Regions from separate parts of the Homo sapiens genome. Here region 2 is linked to region 1. Evidence: chromatin loops called from intact Hi-C (ENCODE). Cell type or tissue: ascending aorta. All regions are shown on one strand. Links, peaks and the distances in the headings refer to the core of each region. The heading gives the core; the rest is flanking DNA.

Region 1 (5,650 bases), core at 249-5,248:
AAGACCCTCTAAGCCACCTGATAAACTGTGTCAGCCCCAGAACAAAATCTTAAATACAGCCCAGCAGGCTATTTAGGCCACTAGTTCCCTTGACTTTTTCCAGAGTCCTGTCTACATTCAGAATGTGAAATCTACAGTATATCAGACTCGGGCTGAGGGTCTGGTGTTGCCTGTTATAACCCTGGGAAGTACGAGGCTTATTCATTCAACAAGCATCTATCACCCACAGAGTGATATGTTGCAGACACTGTGGTGGATGGTATGGATACAAATGGAAATATCACCATAGCTCATAACCTTTGAGTTTTTATTTCCTGGGATCCCCCCACAGTGGCTCCAGGGGTCCCAAACCAAATTGGATACTTGATCTTACCTGAATTAAAATCCCACTAAGATTCCCTAGGGATGTGAGATATTCAGCCTAAAAGAGCAGATTTAATATATTGATACTGGCCTCCTGTCTTTTATTTGAATTAATAAATTCAAAGTAAATATTTGCTCTTATTTGTTTTTGGTTTAAAAGAAATTATGGTACCTGGTGCAAAAGGTAGCATCGTGACTTTGAGCCTGTAGGCATTTATACCCCAGAGTATGGAACGAGCCTTTGTTTCTATTTCTCTCACGGGGCAGGGAAAAGACCGTGGTCACTTATCACATTCACACACTCTGCCTGTGGCCTTGCATCACAGATGTTTGTCCAGGCTACTTTGTATGGAGAAGTCAGGCTCACTGCTGGGATGGGATTTAGAATCTTGAATCCAATGCATCTTTGGTTAGAATCTCGAATCCAGTGCATGCTTTTTCTATTCATCTGATGGGGCTGCTGTAACAGAATACCCTAGACTGAGTGGCTTAAACAAGACATTTCATTTTCCCACAGTTCTGAAGGCTGGAAGTCCAAGATCAAGATGGCAGTAGGGTTGGTTTCTGGTGAGGCCTCTCTTTCTGGCTTGCAGTTGGCGGCCTTTTCATTGTGTCTTCATGTGGCCTCTTCTCTGTGTTTGGGCAGAGAAAGAGAGAGTGGGGAAAGGGACAGAGGGGAAGGAGGGAGGGAGAGAGGAAGAGAGAAGGAAGGAGGGATCTGGTGTCTCTGCCTCCTTATATAAGGCCACCAGACCTATGAGCTTAGGGTCCCACCCTTATGACCTTGTTTAACCTTAATTACCTCCCTATAGGTCCTGTCTCCAAATACAGTCACATTGGAGGTTAGGGCTTCAACATATGAATTATAGGGGTATGTGGTACACAGTTTAGTCCATAACACTTCCCATATGCCAGATATTACATTAGGCAAGAGGGTATAAAGATATGTATATATGTCAAGCATCAACTCTGGGCTCACAGAGGCACATATTTACGATACAGTGCAATAACGCCAATACCATGTCGGGTATGGGAGGGGCAGAAAAGATCCATTTAGTGTGAGCAGGTCAGGAAAGGGTTTCCAGAGAAGACTGATTCTCAGAGAGGAGAGGAGCTCTTGGGGATTGGTGAAGGTCTGCTAGGCAGAGGGGAAGCCCGTGGAAGAGCATGACAAGGCCATATATTCATTATTTCATCCAGTCTTCATCACAGAGCAGGGCCACTTAGCAAATACGGCACTCTGGCTGAGTGGAGCCTTGGATGTTTGCTGGGGAGCTTCGACTTGATCATGTAGCAGGAAGCAGGCATCCACTAAAGTGTTTCAAGCAGAGGAGGAAACTGAGCATCTTGCACCTGGAAAGTTCACTTGCACCCCAGAAAGTTGAGAGGAAAAGCATGTGTTAGACCAGAGGCTGGGGCCAGTTAGGAAACCCCTGCCACCATATTGTGACTGAGCCCAAAGGCAACAGTGGCGGTGCCAGCAGAGGGGGAGGGAGATAGCCAGGAATTGTGCACACTGCACAAACCTTGGAGTTGATGCCAATGTGGGGAGGGAGAGAGTTTAGGCTGGATCCTAGGTTTTGGTTTGGTGACTGGTGGAGCCATTGTTAAGAACAGAAACACAACTCAAGGACGAGAGAGAAGGAAGAATCATAGGAAACACCATGTATAAAGTTCATGGAATTCAGCTTCCTCAGCTGGGAAGGAGTTTCTTTAAGTTCTCTGGCAGGGATTCCACCCCTCAGTGGGTTCCAGGGACCCAGGGATGGCCAGACCCTTACTTGGCTGGCAGGCTGTGGCTTAGAGCATGGTGTGTGATAGGTATCTTTGGAATAAGTAATTTGTTTACCAAAATCCGTAACTGATGTGACTTTTCAGTATGACTATGACCCAAACTGTCTTAGTCAGAAAAATTTCCCCATAAATAAGCCCTTAGTCATCTGTTGCCAAGACAGTTAAAAAGCTTTTGATCTAAAATCCACGAACCTGTTGTCCTTTTTGCTACGCTGAAACCGATAACTGTTTCAGTCCCTGATTTTGTACCTGCTGTGATTCAAGTAGATTGTAATCTCAGAGCCTTAGGGTTGGCCAGAAAAGCACTTGTAAGAGAGCTGAAGAAAAGGAGATCAGAGAGCAAAGAGGCGGAATAAACCCTTTCTTTCTTGCATATTTAAATTTCCAATTACCCTTTGATGAAGGGAGGGGAGGAAAATGGGTGAATCTCCAGGTCACCGGGTTTTGGGTCCTGGCTTGACCGTAAATTTGTACAATTACAACAAATGTCTCCTTTTCCTCCCTGATTCTGTCTGCGTTTTCTTCCAAGAGGAACTGGCAGGATTTCTATGGGGACGGCCTCTTAGCATCGCAGACTTGCCGGGGAGACGGAGCCCGGACACCCAGGAGCGAGACGCTCTTGGGTACTTTGTGTGTGAGACAGAATAAGAGAGAGAGATGGGGGTGAGCACAGAGAGAGAAAGAGAATGAAAGAATGAGACAGAGGAGAGAGAAAGAATGAAAGAGAATGAGAATGAGGGAGAGAATGAGAGAAAGAGAGACAATGAGAGAGAAAGAGATTAAGGGAGAGAGAAAGAGATAAAAGAAGAGAGAATGTGTGTGTGAGAGAGACAGAGAGGTAGAGGGAGAGAGCGAGGGAACGAGGGAGTGAGAAAAAAGGAGAGTGAGCGCCCCGGAGCTTTGTGGCTGTGACCCACGCGGCCGCCTTCCCACTTTCCCGGTCATCCGGGGCCGCCGCGCTTTCCCTCCAGCCCTCGCTCCCACCGAGTCCCGGAGGCCGAGCGCTGCAGCCCCGGCTGGTGCCCCTCCCGGCGCGGATGCCCGGCCTTTCTGGATCTCCGCCCGACGCGCGCGAGCCGTGGAAGGAAGGCGGGGGCGGGGCTGCCAGGGCGGGGCGCGTTGGGGGCGTGGCCTTGCCGCCCCGCCCCTCCCCGCCCCGCCGCTTAATTCGGACGCGCGGGGCCGCGGGGAGCGAGAGCCGCCCTGCGCCGGACTGGCTTGCGGGCCGGGCCGCCGCCCCCGGAGCCGCCCTCGCGCCGCCTCGGGCCGCCGCCGAGCAGTCGGGCCGCTGGGCGCCGCCGCGGGCGCCGGGAGCGAGCTGGGAGGGAGCCGCGCGCCTTTGTGCGCGCGCCGAGGTAGGTTCGCCTCCCGCACTTACTTTCCACACAAAGACGAGGGGCGCGGGGAGGCGGGCGGCGGCCCTGCCCGACCCCGGCTCCGGGGACCCTCTCGGCGGGCGGGCGGCCGGGCGGGTGGGGGGTCCCCGTGCGCGGGAGGGCAGCGGGCGTACGGGGACCACGGGTCACCCCGCGCGGCGCCCGGGAGGTGCCGGGGCTCAGGGCGGGCACGCGGCGGGGCCGTGCGGGGGGCGCCGCGGAGGCGGGGGCCGCTGCGGGGAAGGGGCCCAGCGGCCGCCCGGCTCATTGTTGCCTTCTCGGCGCTGCCGCGGGGGAGCCCTACCCGGCGCGGTGTGCACTGCCTGGCCGTGTGCGCCGTATGCCCGCCCTCGGCGCCCCTCGCCCCGCGGCGCCCGGCGTGGACCGGGTCGCGCCCCGACGCCAGCCCCCGCCAGGCAGACAAAGCCGGGGCCGGGGAGGTTTGCCCCGCGCCGACGGTGGCCGTGACACTGACTCCAGTCTGCAAGTAACTTTTCCTCTTTTGCCTCTTCTCTTTCTCCCCTGTTCCAGTGAACCCAGCATATGGGGTGGTGTAACACACACAAGGAGTCCTAATTCAATTTGGGTTCCGTAATTTCCCCCAGGCATCTTTAGGTCCCTTGGAGGTGGCACTGATGGGTATGGCCAAGTGTTAGTGTTATGTAGGGGATGGTGTCCACCACTTGTGAAATCTGCAAGAGGAATTAGGTTGAGAGGGTAAACTGTAGATTTCATTCTCTGCTGCAAGGTACCAAGCCTGCTTCCTTCCTCCCTCCCAAAGATTTTAGGCAATGACAGCGGAGCAAAGTTACTTGATAGGATGGGTGCGATTTTGAGGGGTCAAAGAAAAACGGAATGAGGGCTGTTGGACTTCACATTCTTAAACTTGCGATTTCTTGCTATCAAGTACATCGGTTTTCTCCTCCAGCCACGTTTTCCTAACATCACTTTGGAAATTCTATCTATCCAAGTGGCTTTAAGTTGAAATAGTGTCTGGGCTACCTGTCCAGAGAAGATTTCTTAGCGCTGCTGGTTTCCGGTTTAAAACTTTTCATGAGAAAATTTTATATATTAATTAAAAAATTGAAAATATATAGAAAAAAACCACTCATATGCTCACCACCCAAACACACCCTAAGGATGAAGGCATCTTTGCTTAATTTATGACTTGGCAGCCATAGTGTGTTTGTGTGTGTGTGTGTGTGTGTGTGTGTGTGTGGGAAAGAGGGTGGGGTGGTAAATGAGAGCATTACTGACCAGCCACATCAGCCTAAAATATATTTAATCATGATAATTCTACAATATTGGTATGCCACTTACATCCAAGATTAATACGGACAAGTTGTTTTGAAATATATTTTCTTATAGGTTTGCATATAACCACCTGTACAGAAGGGAGAAGAAAGAAACAGGAAAAACAATGTAAATTTCCACTTTATTTGGAAGAATGGGCTGACAAAAAAGTTTCATGGACTATATTTTTGAATTCAGGAGTCATTTGGGATTGACTTTTGTCTTTAAATGAAATCTTTAAGCTTTAAAAATATTTTAAAGGTAACATTGTGTTCTGAGATTCATAAGAAATATGTGATGGAAAGGAATTCTTGTTTGTGGAACAAGGAATAGCAGTGATTGTACAACCGGGTGCATGCTGGCTTCTTAAAGACCTTGCACTGAGAAAGTAAAATAAGGGTTTTCCTGAGAATCGTGAGTTGTGTTGAGTGTGTATGTTCTTTTAAAATAAAATCGTTCTTTAGCCACAGATTTGGCCACTGGACGCTTTTGTCATTACATACTTTTATTTTCCTCTTGTAACATTTTTGGACTTTTGAATTCTCTAATATGCAAAATAGAGGTCTTTGAGACAACCGTTTAGAAGTAGGTTGATCATTAGGATGATGCAATACATTTTGAAGTTAGAAGAATCTACAAGAAGGAAGTTGTGGCTGTGTCCACTCAGGTGCATTTTTGTTGCAGTTCCTGACACTCGGGGCGCTTTAATCTGCACACACGCTCAGGGGAGTGTTGCGGTGCAGTAGTAGCCTGTGAGTGAATGAGTCATGCATGCAGTCTGCTCTGATGATCGGCATTCCTTCAGGAGTCGTGATGTGTTTCTG
Region 2 (5,650 bases), core at 456-5,455, 130 kb before region 1:
GATGATAATTGGTCAGGCCCAAGTCACACATTCCAGGAGTAAAATTGGTCCTCTACCCAAATCCCATGGATGGAGAGCTGAGGCAGTAAGTTTCCCCAACGTGCTGTTATCAGAAGAAAGCTGGATGGATCATGGATGCCTGGCAGGTAAAAATACCTTGTCCTCCACCTACAACTGTGGAGTCTGTCCCCAGCGCCTGCCCTACTCATTGAGTGGGTATAGTTCTATGTATCAGTCCAATTTCCCATTTCTGGATCATTCCAATTTCTCCAAATCCAGCAGTTGGCTGGGGCCTTCCTGGTCAGATCCCAAGGTGGGACACCGTGGCAGATTAGCACTCCCGTCATGGAGCGATGGAGGCTGCTTCTCCTCCTTTTGAATCTGGGCCACCCTGTGATCACTTTACGTAATGGGATGTGTATGATGAACGTTGTTCTACTTCTGGACCTACCCTTTAGAGGACCGGCAGCTTTTACCTTCACCTTTTAGAAGCCACTTGCCATGTTAGAAGTATGAATATCCTGAGACCACCAAGCTGGGAAAAGTGTAAACCATAAGGCTCCAGGTATGTGGAGGAGGAAGCCATGGTGAAAGGGTCCCCTTCAACCCAAGTCACCCCAGCTGATGCACATGCATGAGAGTCAGACAGCCCAGCTGAGTCCTTTCCAAATTCCTGACCCACAAAGTTGTGAGCAAAATAAATTCATTGCCTTAAACTGCTGGTTTGGGGGTTGCTTGTTACACAGCAACAATGTCCAGAACAGACGGCAACTAGTGTTACAATATAATCAATGGAAACTTAGCACACTAACCCAATGGGCCCGATCCATGTGTTGGGGTAATGTCCGAATTCCTTACCTTCCTGAGGCCAGGGCCCAATCCATGTGTCAGGGGTAATGTCTGGATTCCTTACCTTCCCGAGGCCTACAGGTAGTCCCGCAGGTGCTGTTGACCTCATTTTGCATTCACTCCTCTAACCTCCTTTTTTAGGTGGCGTGTGACACGCTTCAGGATACCCAGAAATAGGTTACTGCTGGGAATCCTAAGGGAATCTTTTGGAGTTGAAAGGGTCCTGAGAGACCATCTCATTTTAGAGCTAAGATTTAAAGAGCCCTAAGGAGGTTCAGGGCCTAGACTGTGGTCAGGAGGAAGCCTGGCCTGCAACTCAAGACAACTATCAGTTACACCACTTTCTAGTCAATAACTGATTCTCTAGATAAGTGGGTGAGCTCAGTGGTGACCTAGATAGTGCCTCGTTTTCTCTGAACTACGCCTTATCTTTTCCCTAACTCCCACTCGTAACAGATTTGCTATTCTGAGAGCTTCATCTTATCTCATTTAAGACTAAGATAACCTGCACCCTGGTGTCACATGCGGATTTGGATTCCAATCCAGTCATTTATTACCTTTGGGATGTTGGGCAAGTCACTTAGCTTTTTGGAATTTAAGCTTCCTTTGCTGCAGAATGGGGAAATCTTCCTCCCTGGCTGCTGTACATTTGTACGTGTAAATATAGTAAATTCCAATGAGACCGTGTGTGTAAATTGGTCCTCACAGTGCTGGCACATGGGAAACACTCTAGAGTGGTGGCATTAGCGGCTGCTGTGTCGGGGGAATGAAACGCCTAGAGACCGAGTTTTTATCCATGAATACATGTTGTTCCAAGATTTTCAGCACATTGTATAACATCGTCACCAGTCAGGGGGATGAACTGCATTTGCAGATGGAAAAAAAAATAAATGAACTGAGGCACAGTGCTTGTGGCTGGTACAAGTTTAGCCAACGAAGGAGAGAGAGAGAGAGAGAGAGAGAGAGAGAGAGAAAGCGTGCACGCACAGCACTGCATGGGCCAGGGAAGCCTGGGAAACGTTTTCAGGGAAACCTCTCGATTGGGGAAGGTAAGTTTTTCTTAGGTCATTTCCCTGTGAAAATAAAATGCTTGCTTTTTTGTTTGTTTGTTTGTTTGTTTGTTTTGGAGGCCGAGTCTCTCTCTGTCACCCAGGCTGGAGTGTGGTGGCATGATCCCAGCTCACTGCAACCTCCTTCTCCCAGGTTCAAGCAATTCTTCTGCCTCAGCCTCCCAAGTAGCCAGGGTTACAGGTGCCTGTCACCACGCCCGGCTCATTTTTTGTATTTTTAGTAGAGACGGGGTCTCACTGTGTTGCCCAGGCTGGTCCCCAACTCCTGAGCTCAGGCAATCCGCCCACCTCGACGTTCTGAAGTGCTCCCATGAGTCACTGCACCTGGCCTAAAATGTTTTTTCTATGGAGAGGAAATGCTTTTTTCCCTTCTTCTCCCCTCTCCACTCCTCTCTTTCTCTCTCACCTCCTTTTTCTCCCCATATCATCCCAACTCCCCCTCTGTAATATATGAATAAAAGAGAAGCCCTACAAGCCTAACAAAAGAGCCCACTGTAAGGCAGAGATGAATGGAATCTCTCTGCTTTTTCTCAGAGCGCTGACAAGATCTCTGGCTTGGTGGTGCTCCGAGAAATCCTCTTAGCTCCCTTGTTTTTGCTTCCTTCATTTCTCCTTCCCTTTTCCTTGTCTGTCTCTGGGCTCTCAAGCCTTCATACTCCCCGCCTTCCTCAGGCAGTGAGGTCTGCTGTGTGGCCTTTCCCCAGACTGCCAACAAGGCCGCCTGGTGTCGGCTTCCTATCTGAGTGCTGGGGGACAACATTATCAAGGCTTCAGTGGGTCTCTCTGCAGCTCTAAACCACAACATTCAACTGCTGTTCTGTTTGCATGATTTCACATTGCAGTCATTGAGAATCTATTTTTAGATGACCCTTTCAAAATTCTACTGTCGAATGTGCTGAAATAATACTGCTTGCTTGTGATTGGACATAAATCCCAGGAATATTTACCCCTGGCCAGAGTTAAAGTCACTTTTTGGAAATGATCAGTTAATGATTTATGATGTTTATACTTAGTGAAGGTTTTTCATGGATCTTGGACTCAGAAAATAGCATTGATTTATAGGACCAATGAAGGAGATTGAGTGATAATGTGTTTTTCTTGTTTTTATTTTTTGGTAATGGACTTACTGTTCTTACATAAAGTAGTATTCACTTTAGTGCAATAGGCTGAAGAGTACACTAAGGATAGAGTCTTAATTATGAGTCTATAAGAAAGCCATCCCAAACAGTTTGGCTTGTCCCTTAGATTGAGGCGAACTACTCAAATCACCAGAGGTCTGCTATAAATAGGCTGACAAGTTGATGTTAACATATTGTGTCTTTTAACTTTCATAAGCAACCCAGTAGAATATGAATTTTGGATTCTACCTGTGTTTTTCTTCAGCTCTGCCTGTCTCCTGACTTGTGACTTTGACCTAATGACTTCCTGTCTATGGACTTGTGTCTTGAAAACTAGAGAACAAACTGGAGATCTCTCAGTTCCCTTTCAGCTTGTCCAGTTTAAGGCTGGCTACCATAATATATTCTGGAGGTACATGCTGTTTTAGAGACTTTGCCACACAGGGGGACTGCCATCTTTTAGGACTTCCATCTTTGTTATCTGCTCGCTCCCCCTCTTCTTTTCCCTTTTCCCTTTTCCCAGGCACCATACATAAAATCTCTCATGATATTTTATTGCATTTAACCTATAATCATTCCCTACCTTCCTCTTAGGTTTCTTGTAATAATAAAACATAATAGATACATAATAGCCCTTTGGGACATTTTAGTACTGTAGAGATATAGTAATGTCACTAGGAAATGTAGTCATGCTAACCCCAAATCTTAGGTGTGACCATGGCTACATTTCCTAGAGACGGAGTGTAGACCCCACTCAGTAAAGCTGGACAATCGCAGATCCCTGGGAGTTGACTATGAAAGGCTTTCCAGTGTATGCCCTGGCTCAGAGAGGACTGGCAGAACTCCAGCTACTCTTCTGCTTTAAATTCTATGAAAAGGAGTTTTCCCATTCTTCCTGAACAGTGCAGGCCAATGCTTTATCCCCTTGCAATTGGAGAATTTTTCCTAGAGTCATTCTAAAGCACGCTATCTTTTGTCCTAAATGTTCTTGCTTATCTGTTAATGATGCATTTCACCAAAATGGACCTGAAACCGAAGTGCCGTCTCCTCTACTGGGCAGACAGACATCCTGAGGAATCATCTTGGAGGCCACCAATTGACTTTCAGCAAAGGCCCACCCCAAAATAGCTCCAACAGATGAGTATCTACCACAGGTGTCCAATCTTTTGGCTTCCTGGGGCCACATTGAGAGAAGAATTGTCTTGGGCCACACATAAGATTCACTAACATGAATGATAGCTGATGGGCTAAAAAAAAAAATTGCAAAAAATCTCATAATGTTTTAAGAAAGTTTATGAATTTGTGTTGGGCTGCCTTGAAAGCTGTCCCAGGCCCCATGTGGCCTATAGGCCATGGGTTGGACATGCTTGATCTATCCTATCACAAAAGGCCGTTGGCTCTTGAGGAATAAATTCTGCTTATTTTATCCGCTGGAATGGACAGGACCTCAGAATGGACACCGAATTATGACCTAGTTTTGCAAGAGAAGCCTGGAGACAGCAGGTGGATGACATCTTGCTGGACACCTGCAAGTGTGGCAGCTGATGCAGGCTGGCTCGAGACTCACTCTGCTGACTTGGCAGATTCGGCTGGAACAGATGGGCCTCTATGTGCCAGGGGAGGAGATTGCGTATATCAATTTGTTTTCTTCAGGGGATTTATACAACTGTGTCCACTGCATTTCACTACCAAGGTACTTGACAAATGAACTATTTAAAAGCACAAAGCTCAGTGAGCCAAGATCGCGCCACTGCACTCCAGCCTGGGTGACTGAGCAAGACTCCATCTCAATAAATAAATAAATAAAAGCACAAAGCTGTAAAGTAATGCCAGGATCAGTGGAACATTTATAGACCCAAATTGTCACTCCGCTTGAGCAATGGAGGTGTGCCCTAAGTTCTGGAGCACAGGTCCTGCTCATTCTTAGTAATCACTGGTACAATTCAAAGGTGTCCAATCTTTTGGCTTCCCCGGGCCACATTAGAAGAAAAGGAATTATCTTGGGCCACACATAAAATACACTAACACTAACGATAGCTGATGAGCTAAAAAAAAAAAAAAAACCTCACAAAAAGATTTCATTATGTTTAGGAAAGTTTATGAATTTGTGTTGTGCCACCTTCAAAGCCGCCCTGGACCACATGTGGTCTGTGGGCTGCAGGTTGGACAAGCTTGATTTAGTAAATGCTTCCAACTCCCTATAGGTCAGGATGGGCCAATGTAAGGGCAATATAATTGGGCTGCAGTTGGTGCGGGACAGTTCTGGTGTGGATGAGAGCACCACTCATTATCATGGAAACCAGGCAATTTTCCCCCAGTGGCTTATTAAGCCATGATGCAATGGATCTTTGATTCAATGTGTGGCAGGACATTTATTACCCTTGTTATCGTAACATTGTAATCTCATTACAAATTGATTGGCATTGTTTTCAGAACAAGAAGTTGTATATATTTTTTTTTAAAGGAAGTCCAAATGTGCAAGCTTGAACAAATCTAGTCCCAAGTTTATGTAGGTGTGTTTGGCAGCCCATGTATTAATTCAGTGGCTCAAGAGTTGAACACGTTGCTTCGGTACCTGTTCTCCTCTCAAAGTCCTCTCTAAATACCAGGTGC

The links. A loop is a pair of places that touch in the nucleus more often than their neighbours do. Peaks named below come from ENCODE experiments on the same cell type or tissue, not always from the same donor. Only the 100,000 strongest peaks of a DNase experiment are listed, where the experiment ranks them.
Region 2: it touches region 1 in a loop (2.5-fold over the local background); 7 of 110 quality-filtered maps call a loop at or near these places.

Annotation. Positions count from the first base shown.
Region 1 is chr10:14,602,102-14,607,751 of GRCh38, reverse strand. The region is part of intron 2 of FAM107B (family with sequence similarity 107 member B); the gene reads left to right. Among named protein-coding and RNA genes, the nearest start is that of MIR1265, 170 kb to the right of the region's middle. RefSeq lists silencers at 2,994-3,493, 3,724-3,943 and an enhancer at 5,613-5,650. In ascending aorta, for the core only: no CTCF peak of the experiment used is centred there; a DNase peak (open chromatin) is centred at 3,271; H3K4me3 peaks cover 2,949 bases; H3K27ac peaks cover 1,240 bases.
Region 2 is chr10:14,733,939-14,739,588 of GRCh38, reverse strand. All of the region lies in intron 1 of FAM107B (family with sequence similarity 107 member B), which reads left to right. Among named protein-coding and RNA genes, the nearest start is that of FAM107B, 38 kb to the left of the region's middle. RefSeq lists an enhancer at 1,256-1,777. In ascending aorta, for the core only: no CTCF peak of the experiment used is centred there; a DNase peak (open chromatin) is centred at 2,634; H3K27ac peaks cover 3,626 bases.